Regions from separate parts of the Homo sapiens genome. Here regions 2 and 3 are each linked to region 1. A link is a loop called in an ENCODE intact Hi-C map of the cell type or tissue named here. Cell type or tissue: Calu3. All regions are shown on one strand. Each heading gives the region's core, and the rest is flanking DNA. Links, peaks and the distances in the headings are about the cores only. Region 1 has its middle 120 kb from the start of CCDC112. Region 2 has its middle 78 kb from the start of FEM1C. Region 3 overlaps FEM1C (fem-1 homolog C).

Region 1 (7,432 bases), core at 2,597-5,096:
TACTATCCTGTATTTAAGGTGCAGTCTAATTTCTAGTCTGTACTAATTTAAATGGTATAGTAAAGGTATTAGTGGCTCCCCTTCAGCCTCCCCTTCCCTGTCCACCTCTCCCTTTCCTCTCCATCTCTCTCACTCCCATTCCTTTCCCCTTCCCCGCCTCATAAATGTATAATTTTACTGAATATTCAAGGATCTAATCTTCCCAGGATCCATGCAGAAATTCAGGGGAGATGAGAATACAGGAAAGATCTCTTCAGGGATGGCTGATCCAGCTAGGGATTCTTTGTGCCAGCTCTAGGGTTGATATTGATAGTCTCCCTGAACATAGAGTCCAGGAACACTCAATGGCCTCCGAGTGGTTTTAGCCAGGTTGTTTGTTTCTTGCAGGTGAACGAGGACACACGTGCTCTGACAGGATTTGGCATATGTCCAGGAGTTTATTTACTCATACTCCATATGAAGGCAAAGGTTTATTTTGATTCTTTCCTGGAGCATGAGAGCTCGGCTTAAGGGAGTGGGATGGAAACACAGTGGGAAGATAGCAGCAGGGTAGCCTGAGCCATAAGGCAGATGGCAGGAGAGGTGACATTTGTTCCGAAGGCTCTCAAGGCCTTGTGAAGCTCAAAGGAGAAACTTACTTGGTGCTTTCATTTTAGGACAGTTATTTCTATGGGAAGTAACCTTAGTTGCTGGCTGTTTGCTTCAGTGATAAAATCTGAATCTTGGCAACCCCATGGTCCTACAGAAAGGATTATTGTAGGATAATCAAGAAAGCTCATAGCTAAGAAGTGGCAAGTTCCAGGGTTGATTCAGGGGTGGATTCCCACATAGATTAATGTGAGTTGATGAAGTCTAAGAGATGAAGGGAGGTATATATGGATCTATGGATTTGTTGCTAGACAAATGGGATCTATTAATTTCTCACTAGACCAGCTATATTAGTCTTGACAATTTTGGTTATGAAATACATGCCCAACTCAAACTGGCTCAAAGAAAAATCAGAATTTATTGATCCTTGTAACTGGAAAGTTCAGTGGGTGGTTTCAGGCACAATTTCATCCAGGTCTTTAGACAGTGAGTGCATGAAGGACACAATCATTGTCTCTTTCCCGCTCACTCCTGCTTTCCTCTGTGTTAGTTTCATTCACAGGCAGGTATTCCCTACAAGTGGTAAAGATGATCACCAAGAGTTCCATCTATAAGCTTAGCAACCCCAGAGTAAGGCACCAACAATCTCAGGGCTGATTTTCATGGCCCAGCTTGGGGCACTTTCCCAGCTCTGAACCAATCACTGCCCCTTTGATTTTCCAAGCCCAGATCCAATACCCAAGCCTGGAGCCAGAGTCACTTCAGATGAGTGGGGGAGAAGGGGAGGAGTTTAAGGGTAAATTAGTATGTGGTTATCAGGGTCAGGGAGATGGTTGGCAGAAAATCAAATGTCCACCACACCAGGGTAGACTTCTAGGCTTCAATTATTTTCAAGCAATAAATGAAAAGAAAAAGAGGAACTATCAATATACTACACAGTATATGATTGATTCTTCTCTGAAATGTTGGAGATTAGAGGCTCCCAGACCACAGCCCAAGGCTTTGGGACTTACTCCAGAGTCTTCGAGTTTCTTGGGGTTATCCGAAGTATTTGGGTTAAAAACAGATGGGGACTGGAGCACATGTATATGCTCTTGGGGTTTTCTCCAAAACCATATATATGTGTTCCAGTCCCAGGCATGGATGAATTCCTGGTCTAGGAATTCCCCTAGGAGGTAGAGTAATTCATAAGTTTTCCCAAAGGCTTTATAATTCCCCCTCCAAACCTAAAAGAATCAGTCTAATTTATTTTTTGTCCCATTATTTCCTATGTTTTTACTAATGAATACACTGATGCTTGCAGAGCAGCCAATAAACGGAGAACTGGACCCACACTCAGGTGTTCTGCCCCATGTCAGATAGGGTGACTCTGTACCCTGCTGTGGGTGGGTAGAAAAAGCAGCAAAGAACACTGGTTCTACCTTCCAGAAATAGAATGTTTGAAAAGAAATCTTTGTGAAGTTGAGAAATGCTATCTTTTATACTACACAGATGAAGAGTGGAGTCTACAGAGGCTTTGAAAATGAAGTGGAAAATGCTGGATCAGAATGCAAATGATGTGAGCAGACCAAGCAGGCACAGAGAATGTGCAGCATTGCCAGTCCTTCCCGCTTTTCTGAAAATGAGAACTGTGTGAAGACAATAAGCTCATTTCAGAAACTGCCAATTGCCAATTCTTTTTCTTACTGGGGAGAGAATATTCTGGAACTCTTCCTACAGGAAAGGTCATCAGACACAGACCTATTTCGAAACAAACATTCGTAAGGAAGAGAGGCATAGTTTGGAAATGTGAAGAAAAAGAGAAGAGGCATCCTGGCAACAAGAAAAGCTCAGGTCATGGCCCATCTTCATCAATTTTCTCAAAAACTGAGATGTAATTGGTGGAGAAGGAGCCAGTCTTAGTCCCTGTTGGAGTATGATGCCACCTCTACCTATGCATTCTGGGACATTTTCATGGGGCAGCTGATGACTGCTGATTCATTTGACTTAGAAAGTTTCAGAAATTTCAAACCAGATAAATCCTCTGCTCCTTCTGAGTTCAAGAACATGATCCAAAGAGGAAACAAATCTGGAAACATCCAACAATGATAGCAGACTTTCAGTCAGTTTATCTACCACACCCACTCCTCACCTACAACTTCTAACAATGGCAGTTCTGTGTACCATGTGATTGAACCGGGAATGGGCCCTAACCAAGCCAGAGACCAAATAAATTACTCTCCAGGAATTCTGAGCTTAGAGACATATAGAACTTGCCAATTTGGTTGAGGACCATAAAGAAACAGATGTGTGGACTGTGTATGATGAGGTACCAGTCACCACAAACCAGCCACCCACAGGACATAACTGATACACGACATGTTTTGTTTGGCCTGTGAGGTTTGAAATTTAAATGATTGCCAACACTTAAAAACTAAAGTATTTCACATTTAAAACTAGGTGGGCCTTCCAGAGCAAACTGCATGGAAATTGTGGTTATCTTAAGAATGAACATGCTGAACCAGAGAGGCCAGACTTGAGGTGCATTTGAGACTTTTCAGACTTTTAGAACATACATTTCAAGATCACACACATGCTCGCATAAGTGTCCATACAGAGGACCAAGGGGCCTGCCCCAGACTCACCTGCTGCTCAGAATAGATGAGCAACTTTCAGCAAACTCACAGGAGACTCAGTGAACAGAGAATTTTGTTTTATTTCAGTGGCCAGATTCCCCACCTCTCTCTACAGCTCCCCAGGCCCAGAGGCTGAGTGGTATAAGCAAGTTTCCTTTTTAGACCCCACTATTTCACATGTGTGAGCCCTATAGGCAGTGGGGTCAGTGAACCCTGCCTAAAGTGAAGGATGTAGAGGGCTTCTGAGGGGTCCCAGTTCTAGCCCCTACTAAGGTCTAGCTCTTTAGCAATTCTAAGTTTCCCCAAAGACTTTTTTATACCTACAGTAAGCTTTCTCCCTTCTCTCTGCTGTCCCCACACAATAGACAATTTACGTAAGCTAATTTGAGTGGATTTCACACCTTGCTGCTAAAGGGGCTCTCACAAAAACAACCTCTGAGAATTAACCTAGTAAAGAAAAGATCCAGTGGAGAAAAGAACTGGACTGTGTTCCACGATATCACCTGGAGCCACTGGCCCCTTTAATGAGGCCGTCTTTGGCAGCCTCAGAACCCCTGTTGATGGGGAGTCTTTCAGGCTTCTTCCCACCCACAGCATCTGGGCATAGCTAACTATATCATAGAAGGCATCAAGCTATAAATGACGACTTTTTTTTTTTTTGCCCCACATTCTTGTTTAAGTTGTCAACTTGTATGTTTGGGAGATATTTTCAAATGTTTGCTTGTTTGTTGCAAAACCTCGGTAACCTCACTCATTGGATCTGTTCAGAGATGCCAGAGGAGGAAAGGGTTCTCACCTAAGACACTCAGAGGCCTGAGTGTTTTTGGGCCCTTGCCCAAGGGAGTGGGTGTGCAGCATGTTATACAGCCTTCATGCAGTTCTTTGCTCTTTTCTGTGAGTCAGAGTCATGTGCTGTTTAAAATAGGTGGTGACAGTGGGCAGGGCACTCCAAACACAATAGCAATTCATTGAGTGCATTGGGAGGGAGAGTGTGACCTTTCATCCAAAGCCTCAGCGAGGCTCCATTTGACTGTTGTAAGATCAGAATGAGCATGCAGACCCACTGAGTTGACTGGCAAAGCTTTACTATGGATAACCACAGATGCAACCGCATGCTGTGTCTTTAGGAAAATGGGAGCAAGTGGATTGTGTCAGATGTCCAAATGGTAAGTAAGCAGTCATGTACTTGTGGCTCAGCTTCCCTGAGGAAACTGTACTAAGTATGTACTTACCTAAGAATGCACAAGCTCACTAATGCAGCTCAAGTGGGGCATGAGCTGAGGCCCCTGAGTGAGGCGTGCTTGGGATTTTTACCCTTTTAGAAGTGTTCAGAGATGAGACACCCTCTCCTCCTGCACACACCCCCCCCACACACACACACATGCACACCCCCACACACACGCACATGTAAACATGTTCTCATGAGCATTTACCCAATAGTTCATGCTGATTGTGGGTCTAATGACTAAATTTCAAATCTACCTCTGGCCCATAACACTTAGCTAGCTGTACAGCTTTAGGTAATGGAAGAAATAATCACATGACTTCCCTAAAACACATGTATGAATGTGCTTGTGACATGATAGCCATGTGGTGATGAGCAAAGCCCGGGCAATCTGCAGCTGTGATCCATCAGAGCACAGGAATGGACACTCTTTCCAGGAAGCCACAGCAGCAGCCCCAGGAGGAGAAGTAGTTGTAAGTGTTACAAATTACCCGCACAAGGAAACTCAGCAGTTTCCAAGAATTACATGTGGCAAGCACCTGTTGTGCCAGAGAATTAGAGATCACTTTATGAGTGGGAGTGGGAAGGTTTGCTGGACTAAAAAAACTACTGTCACCCAGCCTTGCCTTAGGCAGATGTGGCAGAAGGTTGTATCATCTCCCTTTCACTACCATTTTCTTGCCCTCCCTCCTGCTTCCTACCCCCATCGCCTTACCACTGTCCACACTATAGGTAATCATCATGCTCTCTGCCCTCTAATATCCCTCGTTTTTATCCTAGAATGACGACCAGTCACTGTGTTAAGTCTTCCGCGATGATTCTAAGCCTCAGTGTTAACTGTGAGATAGAAGACTGTGTTCCCCTTTCCAAGACTACCATCAGGAGAGGAAGGGTCTGTGGGCAATAGGAGGGCTTTATTAATTCCTTAATAAAGGATGGTCCACAGACCGTGGTTTAAAGCAAGCTCTGCTTAGGGGAAAAAAAAAAAAAAAATAGCTCACAGCAGATCCAACAGGAGTCCCGGAGCATAAAGCTATTCAAATGGAAAGACAGTGTCCCTGAAAGAAACTCAAATTGTTCTCATGTGTGGCTGCTCTTTGTTGCTGTTGGGTTTTTCATTTGTTTTATTTTGAGAACTTGACATTTTCCCCTTTCTGGTGCACACAAATGCAGAAGCAGCATTGGCTGGCACTTGGCATCTCATTGAGACTCAGCAGTCACTACCACTTTCTGATATGACTTCAGCTCCTGAGGGGCCCTGCCCACTGGAATTTTTTATTTTCTATTTTTTATTTTTTATTATACTTTAAGTTTTAGTGTACATGTGCACACTGTGCAGGTTAGTTACACATGTATACATGTGCCATGCTGGTGCGCTGCACCCACTAACTCGTCATCTAGCATTAGGTATATCTCCCAATGCTATCCCTCCCCCCTCCCCCAACCCCACCACAGTCCCCAGAGTGTGATATTCCCCTTCCTGTGCCCATGTGATCTCATTGTTCAATACCCACCTATGAGTGAGAATATGCGGTGTTTGGTTTTTTGTTCTTGCGATAGTTTACTGAGAATGATGATTTCCAATTTCATCCATGTCCCTACAAAGGACATGAACCCATCATTTTTTATGGCTGCATAGTATTCCATGGTGTATATGTGCCACATTTTCTTAATCCAGTCTATCATTGTTGGACATTTGGGTTGGTTCCAAGTCTTTGCTATTGTGAATAATGCCGCAATAAACGTACGTGTGCATGTGTCTTTACAGCAGCATGATTTATAGTCATTTGGGTATATACCCAGTAATGGGATGGCTGGGTCAAATGATATTTCTAGTTCTAGATCCCTGAGGAATCGCCACACTGACTTCCACAATGGTTGAACTAGTTTACAGTCCCATGAACAGTGTAAAAGTGTTCCTATTTCTCCACATCCTCTCCAGCACCTGTTGTTTCCTGACTTTTGAATGATTGCCATTCTAACTGGTGTGAGATGATATCTCATAGTGGTTTTGATTTGCATTTCTCTGATGGCCAGTGATGATGAGCATTTTTTCATGTGTTTTTTGGCTGCATAAATGTCTTCTTTTGAGAAGTGTCTGTTCATGTCCTTCGCCCACTTTTTGATGGGGTTGTTTGTTTTTTTCTTGTAAATTTGTTTGAGTTCATTGTAGATTCTGGATATTAGCCCTTTGTCAGATGAGTAGGTTGCGAAAATTTTCTCCCATTTTGTAGGTTGCCTGTTCACTCTGATGGTAGTTTCTTTTGCTGTGCAGAAGCTCTTTAGTTTAATTAGTTCCCATTTGTCAATTTTGTCTTTTGTTGCCATTGCTTTTGGTGTTTTGGACATGAAGTCCTTGCCCATGCCTATGTCCTGAATGGTAATGCCTATGTTTTCTTCCGGGGTTTTTATGGTTTTAGGTCTAACGTTTAAGTCTTTAATCCATCTTGAATTGATTTTTGTATAAGGTGTAAGGAAGGCATCCAGTTTCAGCTTTCTACATATGGCTAGCCAGTTTTCCCAGCACCATTTATTAAATAGGGAATCCTTTCCCCATTGCTTGTTTTTCTCAGGTTTGTCAAAGATCAGATAGTTGTAGATATGCGGCGTTATTTCTGAGGGCTCTGTTCTGTTCCATTGATCTATATCTCTGTTTTGGTACCAGTACCATGCTGTTTTGGTTACTGTAGCCTTGTAGTATAGTTTGAAGTCAGGTAGCGTGATGCCTCCAGCTTTGTTCTTTTGCCTTAGGATTGACTTGGCGATGCAGGCCCTTTTTTGGTTCCATATGAACTTTAAAGTAGTTTTTTTCCAATTCTGTGAAGAAAGTCATTGGTAGCTTTATGGGGATGGCATTGAATCTGTAAATTACCTTGGGCAGTATGGCCATTTTCACGATATTGATTCTTCCTACCCATGAGCATGGAATGTTCTTCCATTTGTTTGTATCCTCTTTTATTTCCTTGAGCAGTGGTTTGTAGTTCTCCTTGAAGAGGTCCTTCAC
Region 2 (7,432 bases), core at 2,708-5,207, 51 kb before region 1:
TGGCACTTACTAGAAGCTACTCCCTGAATTGTACTTCTGATTCATTATCCATTATATATATTTATGAGGCATAGTCTCACTCTATTGCCCAGGCTGGAGTGCAGTGGCGCGATCACAGCTCACTGTAGCCTCAAACTCCTGGGTTCAAGCAATTCTCATGCCTCAGCCTCCCTAGTAGCTGAGATTACAGGCCTGCCACAACTCCCAGCCAATTTTTGTATTTTTAGTGGAGACGAGGTTTTACCATGTTGGCCAGGCTAGTCTCGAACCCTTGGCCTCAAGCAATCCACCCACCTTGGCCTCCCAAAGTGCTAGGATTACAGGCATGAGCCAACGCACCCGGCCAATTATGGTTCCTTAAACATTACCACCCTGCCAAATGTCCAGGTGGCAACGTTTAAGGAACCTGCACATAAAAATCAGAGATGTTTGTGATTGTGCTGGGCACAGAAGAGTCTGGGGGACTTACCTCCCGGGAGTGGGCAGGACAAGAGGCAGCAGATGACAGCAGCACCAAGACACTGGTGCAGACAAGGCAGAGCCCAGGGACCAAGTAAGAAGAGGCAGGGGGAGGGGCATGGGTAGTGGCCATGGCTGGCTTGCCAAGGACCTGAGCCATCTGTGAATGCAGCGCTGGCTCTGAGAACTTTACTCACCTTCCCAAGTCCACGTTCACTCTTTCCCACCTGAGTGACCTTAAGAGGGTTTTTCCATTGCAATCACAAGCAAAAATGTTTTTGCTTTCTGTTGCTATTGTGTTCCTTTGTGTGGCTCCTTACCTTTGGAGAGATAATGGATGTCTTCGGGAAGAAGTCTGAGCTCAGGCTTCCCATGCCCTCGCACACACCTCCAGAATGGCATTTAAGTTCTGAATTGTAATTGCTGTTGGCTTATGTCTCTCCCACTCCCTCTGCTAACAGCAACTTGAGGTTGTCACATGCCCAGTGTCCAATGCAATGCCAGGCAAAAAAGTAAATCTAATTAAATGAAGGAGCAAGATGAAAATGACACTGAGCTGGCATATACAAAGGTTAAGATATAGACTCCATGTTCTTCAAGGTCTCAAATATCCATGTGGATTCTCCAAGATAATATAAAAACTCTATTCTCTCATTTTTCTATTGCTTTCAATTTGATTTTGTTAATCTGCTTTCTACCCTATAGAGAAAAAAAAAGGATCTTGGCATTGCAGCTTAAAAACAAGAGGCAACCAGGATTTATTCTTAATAAAATGCTTTCAGAAATATTTCTCAATGCATTTTTTTCTTTGCAGGTCTTACATCTGATAACATATAGGGATGCTGTTTTTATCTTTTTTTTTTTTTTTTTTTTTTTTTTTTTTTTTTTTTTTTTTAGTTTCTCCACAGTACAGGAATCAATTTAAAAATTGTCATTATTGCCTTGGAGTTATTTGATATAATCTTAGAAAGAGTACTCCCCTCTTTTTAACTTGCCTTGTAATTTTCCTTACAAAATTTTCTAGATTGAACCCAGGGTGTTAGGAAAAATTATATAACATATCTAGTTATTTGTTCCACATATTATAATCATTCAACAAATGTTACTTAAATAGAACATTTCCTATTTACAAAAGCTGGATAAAGTATTTTTTTTTTTTTAGAAAAAGAAAGATCACAGAAGCTTTAGCAGATAGAAATATATGCAGGATTTATGTGTGAGCACAGTTTTTATAAATCCCAGGGTAAGTAATAGAGGGATAGATTTAAAGGTTAAGACTAAACCTTCACTTGGAACTCTTTTAACCTTTTTCTTTTTAACAGCTTTTATTTGAAAAATGTGAAAAAAGGAGAAAATGAAAGTAATAATCACTGACAACTTTCCCACATTTTTAGTTATGATCTCTCCATCATCACCACCACCAAAATCTAGTTACTAACAATTTAGTGGATATTCTAGGCTATTGTTCTCAATTGCTCCTTCCCCTGCACTTCTCTCACACATGCATACACACACACACACATGCACACACACAAATTCACATATATATTTTTACTTAAAAAATAGAATTATGCTAATCATACTGTACTCCTATTTTCTTTTTTCACCTAAAAATAGCTTATAGACCTATTTCAAAGTTAGTACATACAGATATTATCTCATTCTCTTTTTTAAATTTTGGGTTTTGCATTTAGCTTTTGGATCTGACTGAAATTTCTTTCTTTGTATGGTGTGAGACAGGGATCTAACACTGATTTTTCAAAATGAATTGCCAGTCATCAATTAAATATCCCTACTAATTTAAAATACTCCTGTTAAAAGGCTGCCTTTATCATGAAATGAATTTCCATATTAATTTGAATATTTATCCTGTTTCATGGAACTATTTGTTTATTTCTGTGACAATTATTGTTTAACTTACATAATTTATAATGTATTTTGATATCTACTTATGTATTTCTGTGTAATGACAATTTTAATTTCCATTTTAATTGTTATATCTGATAGGAAAAGGGCCCCTTCATTGCTTCTATTTTCTGGTTTGTTTTGATTTCATTTTTGTCATTTCAATTTTAACAAAGTAATGCACGTACATAGTTTAAAAACCAAATAAAACAAGAAGGCTCATAATTATAAACAGCACTTGCCTCACTACTCTTCATCCCTTACCTCCTTCTTCTCAGAGATAGTCACTTGCATTTATTTTAGCTGATCTTTCTGGCACTTACCTCTATAATTCTAAGTAATAGGATTATGCTACCAATTCTTGATTTACATTTTTTAGACCTCATTTAGTGACTTCTATTTTACACAGTAAGTATTCCTCTCTCTTACATTCCACTCTCCTCCCTCTTCTGCTCAGCAGTGTATATAACAAATTTTAGCTCAATTATTAAATAGTGTTTACATTGAGATTGGGCAAACACTTTTAAATTGTGAAATCAATCCACAGGGTATGATTGCATTTCCTTTCTTGTCTGAAAGAAACCTTTCATGGGATTTTTTAGAATTATTAATTGCTTCTATTTTCACTGTAGTTTTAAAAAGCTAATATCCACATTTTTCTAAATATTCCATCAGAGACACCATATATCAATCAGCTGTTATTTTTCCCCATACTCAGAGGCATCAAAGTGTTTATTAATTCTCTACTTTACCTGGAAACTTTCTTCCCATAACCCTTTGACTTCCAATGCCAGTCCCCTGTCTCCTCAATCCCATGTGTTATTTTTTCCTTAATTTATTTTCTCATTTTGTTGGAGCATATTTTCTAGTTGCTGTAAACATTTCTTTATTTTTATGTTTTATTTTTTGCCCCTTTAAAATTGATTTTTATTTTTATGTCTTAGATATGTTACTTTTAAACAACCTGTATTTGGAATTTGTTCATTAGTTTGTCTTTTTTTTTTGATCCAGAAGGACAATCTTAGACTTCTAATTGCAGCAATTAGTCTATTTATACTTAATGTATTAACTGTACCTTTGTGTTTAAATCTACCATTTTATTTTGTACTTTCCATCATACCTGCTGTTCTATTTTTTCTCTCTTCTTCGCCTTCTTTTTGATTTTTCTAGTTTGAAGTTTCTTCCCCTTCATTAATTTGGAAGTTGTACACTTTGTTTCTATTTTCTTAGTGGTTATTCTAGAAATTATGATTCACATCCTTGACTTACCAAATGTTAATTATTACCTTTACCCTCCTCCTAGACAACACAAATTCAATACCACTTTCCCAAATTCAAAACTATTATTACAGTGTATTTAAATTCTCTATATATTTAAAACACTATAAAACATGTTATTATTTTACATAGCATTCATTTGGATTTACCCACATATTTACCATTTTTCTTGCTTTCCTTTTTTTCCCTCAGCTTTACCTTTCACCAATGATCATTTTCCTTATGTCTGAACTACATGCTCTAGAATATCTTTTAGTGCAGATCTACAGAAGACACCCTGTTTTTACTTGTCAAATAGAGTCATCATATTGCTTTAAATTTTGAGGTATATTTTTGATGAGTGTAGAATTCTAAGTAGGCAGTTATTTTCTATTACTGTGTTGAAGACATTCCCTCGTGCTGTTTTTTTTTTTTTTTTAACTTTTAGATTCACGGGTACATGTGCAGGTTTGTTGCATGGGTATATTGCATGATGCTGAGGTTTGGGTATTAATGATCCCATCACTCACATAGCGGGTATAGTACCCAACAGTTTTTCAACCCCTGTGCCCCTCCCCCATCTAGTAGTCCCCAGTGTCTATTCTTGACATTTTTATGTCCATGAGTTTAGCTCCCAGTTCTAAGTGAGAACACGCAGTATTTGGTTTTCTGTTCTTGTGTTAAATCACTTAGGATAGTGGCCTCCAGCTGTATCCATGTTGCTGCAAAGGACATGATTGCATTCTTTTCTATGGCTGTGTAGTATTGCATGGTATGTATATACTACATTTTCCTTGTCCAATCCACTGTTGATGGGAACCTAGGTTGATTCTGTGTCTTCATTTTTGTGAATAGTGCTGCAATGAACATACAAGTGCAGGTATCTTTTTGTTAGAAGAATCTTTTTTTTAAATAAAAGAAATAGGATTGCTGAGTTTAATGGTAATTCTGTTTTTAGTTCTTTGAGAAATCTCCAAACTGCTTTCCAAAGGGGCTGAAGTAATTTACATTCCTACTAACAGTGTATAAGTGTTCCCTTATCTCTGCAGCCTTGCCAGCGTCTATTGTTTTTTGACTTTTTAGTAATAGCCATTCTGACTGGTGGGAGATGGTACCTCTTTGTGCTTTTGATTTGCATTTTTCTGATTATTAGTGATGTTAAGCATATTTTCATATGTTTGTTGGCCACTTGTATGTCTTTTTAGTAGTGTCTGTTCATGTCCTTTGCTCATTTTTTAACGGAGTTGTCTTTGCTTGCTGATTTAAGTTTCTTTTAGATTCTGGATATTAGATCTTTTTTGTCCGATGCATAGTTTGTGAATATTTTCTCCCATTCTGTAGGTCTTCTTTTCACTCTGTTGGTAGTTTCTTTTGCTGTGCAGAGGGTGTTTGGTTTAATTAGGTCCAATTTGTCAATCTTTGTTTCTGTTGCAATTACTTTTGAGGATTAGTCATGAATTCCTCCCCAAGGCCAGTGTCCAGAATGGTATTTCCTAGGTTTTCTTCTAGGATTCTTACAGTTTGAGGTCTTACCTTTCAGTCTTTGTTTTTTGATACTGAGAAGTTAGTTGCCACTCTGTCACAACTTTGAAAGTGTTCTTTTTCTCTAGCTTATGATTTTCCCTTTCTCTTTGCTTTTCTTGCAAACCAAGGTATGGGTTTCTTTATATTTATCATATTAGGGATTTATTGAACTCCTGAATTTTTTGAATTGGTGTCATTCATCAGTTTTAAAAAACTCTTGGTAATTTTTTTTTTCATTTACTGTCTGTACCCCATTACTCTCCTTATGGTCTATTTGGAGACCTATGTCTCCAAGACATAACATACATATGTTAAAATTTTCATTCTATGTTAAGTGTTGATAAACTGTGGCTTTGGAGGTAGTCACCTGTTTTTGTAAATAAAGTTTTGAATATAGTCATGATTATTCAGTTGCTTGTTGTCTATGGCTTTTTTTGAACTATAGTGGCAGAATTGACTAGTTACCACAGAGACAGTATGGCCTGCATGATCTGAAATATTGACTCTCTGGCCATGCAAACAAATATTTGGCAATCAATACTCATCCTTTCGTTTTTTTCTGGATACTTTCTTCTAATTTATATTCCAGTTCCCTAATCTAATATTTGGCTATATCTGTTCTACCTGTATATCTGGTAAACCTGTAGAATTCTTAACTATAGTTACTGTATTTTTTAGTTCTAGAATTTCTACTCAGTCCTTTTTCAAATAAAAGCAACTTTTTAAAGTTTCCACTTCCCAATTGAAATGTTCAAGATTTTCTTTTTCAGTCTGAAGACAGAAAACATGATTTTGGTGGCTGTGCCCAATACTTTCACTATCTGAAATCTTTGTGGGCTTGTTTCTGTTGTCTTTTTTTACTCCCTGGTTATGTCTCATACAGACCTTATGCTTAACATTGTATTTGAAATCTTATTCGTAGAAATAATTTGGGCATAGATTGAAAACATCTACCTCCACAGAAAATTTTAATTTGCTTCTGACACTCTAGACTACCTTAATTGAAATTTCAGGCTTGAGATTCCCTGGATCATCCATATGAGAACAGTGTTGATTTCAATTTATTCTTTCTCTAACAGCAGCGATTCTCAAACTTGTTTGTACATTTGAGTCACCTGGGAAACTTTAAAATGTACTGATGCTTGTTTCCTACAGTCAGAGATTGTGATTTGAATGGTCTCTGGTGTTACCTGGGCTTTGGAATTTTTAAAAGCTCTCCAGTGATTCTAATGTGCCCACAAGTTTGGGAAGCTCTGCCCTAAGAGTAAAGCCCTTCAGGACCTTCATTTAATGTGTGGGTATTTATCAGACTTTCCACTTGGCAGGTCCTTTTATCTATTTTGTTCAGTGAGGCTGCCAAATACCACAGCTCCATACTGCAGCTGTTTCTTCCTAATCAGGGCCAGTGCATCTGTGAGTACTTGCTTTTTCCTTCTTATATTCTCCCAAGTTTTTGGCATGGTAATCCCTCACTAGTTTGCTTTTTAAGGATTTTAAGAAAAAAAGTATGTATGTATATATTCATCCTCTACGTTACTCAATATACATATATAGCTGTTTTAGTCAACCTCATCAGGAGGATTGGTCTAGACTGCCATTAAGATAACTGAAAGTCCTCCAGTTGCTTTTAAAAAAAAGAAATAGGGGTAGTGTTTTTGCATTCCTACTCTTCTGAAAATGTCTTTATTTTATCAACTCTCTGGAGTTATAGTCTGGCTGAGATTCAAAGTCTAGGTTGAAACTTAATTTTCCTTCACATATTTGAAGGCACTATCTTATTGATCTCTTCTAACATTTATTGTAAGTGTTGTATAATCCTATTCCTTCCTCATGCTTATTTTCTTGTAAGTGACTTTTCCCCTCTCTTTGGGGACACAATTATCTCATAATGTTTCTCACATAATTTGGGGGTAACACATAATCTCACAATTACATAGTTTGGCATAGGGTGGGCCTTAATTAATTTATTTTTCTGTTCATAAAAGCAATGTGTTCAATCTGGAGATTTTTTTTTTACTCCTGGGAAATTTTATTGTCACTTTACTTTTTTTCTCTCTCTCTTTTTATTTTTATTTATTTATTTATTTTTTTGAGACAAGATCTCACTCTGTTACCCAGGCTGGAGTGCAGTGGTGTGATGATGATCTTTTTTTTTTTTTTAAAGGTAAATAAGTTATTTATTATTTCTTTCTTTTTTTATTTTATTATTATTATACTTTAAGTTTTAGGGTACGTGTGCACAATGTGGGTGATTGAACATGGAGTTCATAAATGCAAATCGGTCAAT
Region 3 (2,500 bases), core at 1-2,500, 120 kb before region 1:
TGGGAAGTACGATCGCTGTATTATGGGAATGTTTTTAAAGGGCCTGTGTAACCCAGAGAAAATTCTTGAGCTAAATCTATAGTACTTGGCATATATCGTTATGCACCAAAACTTTAAATCAATTATGTTAACTAGCAAAAAAGAAAATATGATTTTAATGATCTTTGGCATGTAACAGTACATACTAGTCACAAGACCCTGGTAACTCACTTTTTAAATTTGGCTTGTTATACTTTTTCACAAAAAATTACATTTAATACTTATAGCATATCTAGCACTTGAAAAAACTGACATAGCAAAATATTTACGGTAAATTTAACAAACTGGTTATCATTTTATAAAGTGCTTATACATAGAAAGCCAGATTAATCTCAGAAACTGAAACATAGACATGGCATAAAAGAAAATAAAGTTTATAAACAGATATGAGAAAATATTCTATTTACCAAGGAATAGAGGTAATATAAATTAAAAAGTTAATTTTAGTAGTAGAAAGAATACTATAAAGTGGAACTTTAAACAATTTTTATAATCCCATTGGTAGTGAATTGAAGATGTCTATTAAGCCATCACACATTTGTGATTCTATTTTAGGTAGGCGTTAATTTTTTTGTCATTTGTTTATTGACTTATTTACATGCAATAAAATTCATACTTTTTAGTGTACAGTACTGTAATTTTTGACAAACATATACTACGCATTTATTAAAGGTAAGAACAAAAATGTCCTTCATGCTCCTTTGCATTAAACCCCTCTCCTAGCCCCCAGCCCTTGCCAATCACTGCTCTGTTATCTGTCCTTATAGTTTTTTAAGCATTAATTTTAATAGTAAAAATTCTGAAGCAGTGCAGATGTCCATCAACGGGGAAATGTTTATGTAATGTATGACTTGCTCCCTTGCTTGAACTTTCACCATAAAACCATTAAGAAGGATTATGTAGAATCTGTGTAGTTACAGAAACTATGCAGACGATGTAATAACACATGACAGAATGCCCAAGATGTAGGTGAAAAGCAGGAAACAGTTATATATATACTGATTATAACTTTGTCAAAGCATACTATATAAAAAGACTTGGAGAAATGACACAAAAGTTATAATTGCTTTAAGATCATGCCTTTTTTTTTTCCCCTCTGTTTTCTAAGCTGTAAGTAATAATGCTCTAGGCTATAATTAAAAAACTTACCTTTAGGGCCTTCCAGGGCAGAAAAGTGTGGTGGTTATACACTTAACCTGTTAGAGTAATTAAAAAGATCTCCTTCTAGGATATTACTTTTTGAACTTATTTTGTCTGCAAAAGCTAAGATTGAATTACTTTTTGTGATATCAAATATTAAAAATTTAGAATCTACCTTAGCTTTAGCAGGTTGCTAGTTGCTTCTGGGATATAAGAAATATAGGATCTGTATACTTTAAGAATAGACTGTTTAGGTAAGAACTTATTTGTGAAGCAGTAGCATTATACTAGTGTAAGGTATTATAATAGTAGATGTTATGTGAATAATTATTAGGATGACTCATATATTTATTCACCAGGCATTCTCACAATGATAAAATTGATATGATAAAACCAGGAAAACCTCTTTAAGCAGTTGAAATTTCTAGTGAGATTTGAAGGACAAGAAGTTAAAATGGTAAAGAAGGAAGTGCTTTATAGGAAAATCAAGAACAGAGGCATAGAGGTGGAAGTGAACAGGGCTGTTTGTTCTTGGTGCTGGGAGAAGTACTTAGGATGGAATAATGTGAAGCATAAGCAGAATTTCTCCCTTGTGTGTGGGAGATGCAGACCATGTCTCCGGGTTAGAGCAGGTTTGGCAAACTATGGCCCAGGGTTCAAATCCAGCCCACCCCATTTCAGTACTGCCTGAGAGCTAAGAAAGGTTTTTACATTTTTGTAATGGTTGAGAAAGAAATCAAATGAAAAATATTTTATGACACATGAAAATCAAATTTTAGAGTACAAAAGTAAAAGTTTTGTTGGGAAACAGCCATATCCATTAATTTAACATACTACCATAGCATATTTCATGGTACTTGGCGGAGTTTAGTGGTTACAACAGAGACCTTATAGTCTAGAAACCTAAAATGCTACCTGGCCTTTTACCGGAAAAGTTTGCCAGTCCCTGAGTTAGATGCACAGTGAATCATTCATTCCAGAGATAATGAGAAATGAAGCTAAAGAGATAGGGTAGGGAAATATTTGTTAGTCTTTTAAAATACGTATCCTTGAATATCCAATATTAAACTTTACTGCACATAATGTTTTCTGAAACTATAGATTTCTTCCTCATTGCTCTCTCCACACAGATAGTGCTTTGAGAATCAATGATGTAGAATTTTGAAGGCCATCTCAAAGATTGTCTGCTTTTCCTTAGAGAAATTGTGAAAGTTTTTTGAGTTGGAAAGTGATGTGATTGGTTGAAGTTCTATTATGAGGTTTGGTTTTATATTAGATATAATTTATTCATTGAGGTTTAATATGACTGGCATTTAAAATA

The links. Hi-C counts contacts between places; a loop is a spot of excess contacts. Peaks named below come from ENCODE experiments on the same cell type or tissue, not always from the same donor. Only the 100,000 strongest peaks of a DNase experiment are listed, where the experiment ranks them.
Region 2: it touches region 1 in a loop (2.7-fold over the local background); 20 of 110 quality-filtered maps call a loop at or near these places.
Region 3: a loop joins it to region 1, with 2.2 times the contacts of the local background. A loop is called at or near these places in 35 of 110 quality-filtered maps.

The regions. Positions count from the first base shown.
Region 1 is chr5:115,412,016-115,419,447 of GRCh38, reverse strand. No RefSeq gene overlaps it. Among named protein-coding and RNA genes, the nearest start is that of CCDC112, 120 kb to the right of the region's middle. RefSeq lists an enhancer at 4,112-4,261. In Calu3, for the core only: no CTCF peak of the experiment used is centred there; a DNase peak (open chromatin) is centred at 4,107.
Region 2 is chr5:115,463,264-115,470,695 of GRCh38, reverse strand. No RefSeq gene overlaps it. Among named protein-coding and RNA genes, the nearest start is that of FEM1C, 78 kb to the left of the region's middle. In Calu3, for the core only: no CTCF peak of the experiment used is centred there; no DNase peak of the experiment used is centred there.
Region 3 is chr5:115,531,172-115,533,671 of GRCh38, reverse strand. All of the region lies in intron 2 of FEM1C (fem-1 homolog C), which reads left to right. Among named protein-coding and RNA genes, the nearest start is that of FEM1C, 12 kb to the left of the region's middle. In Calu3, for the core only: no CTCF peak of the experiment used is centred there; no DNase peak of the experiment used is centred there.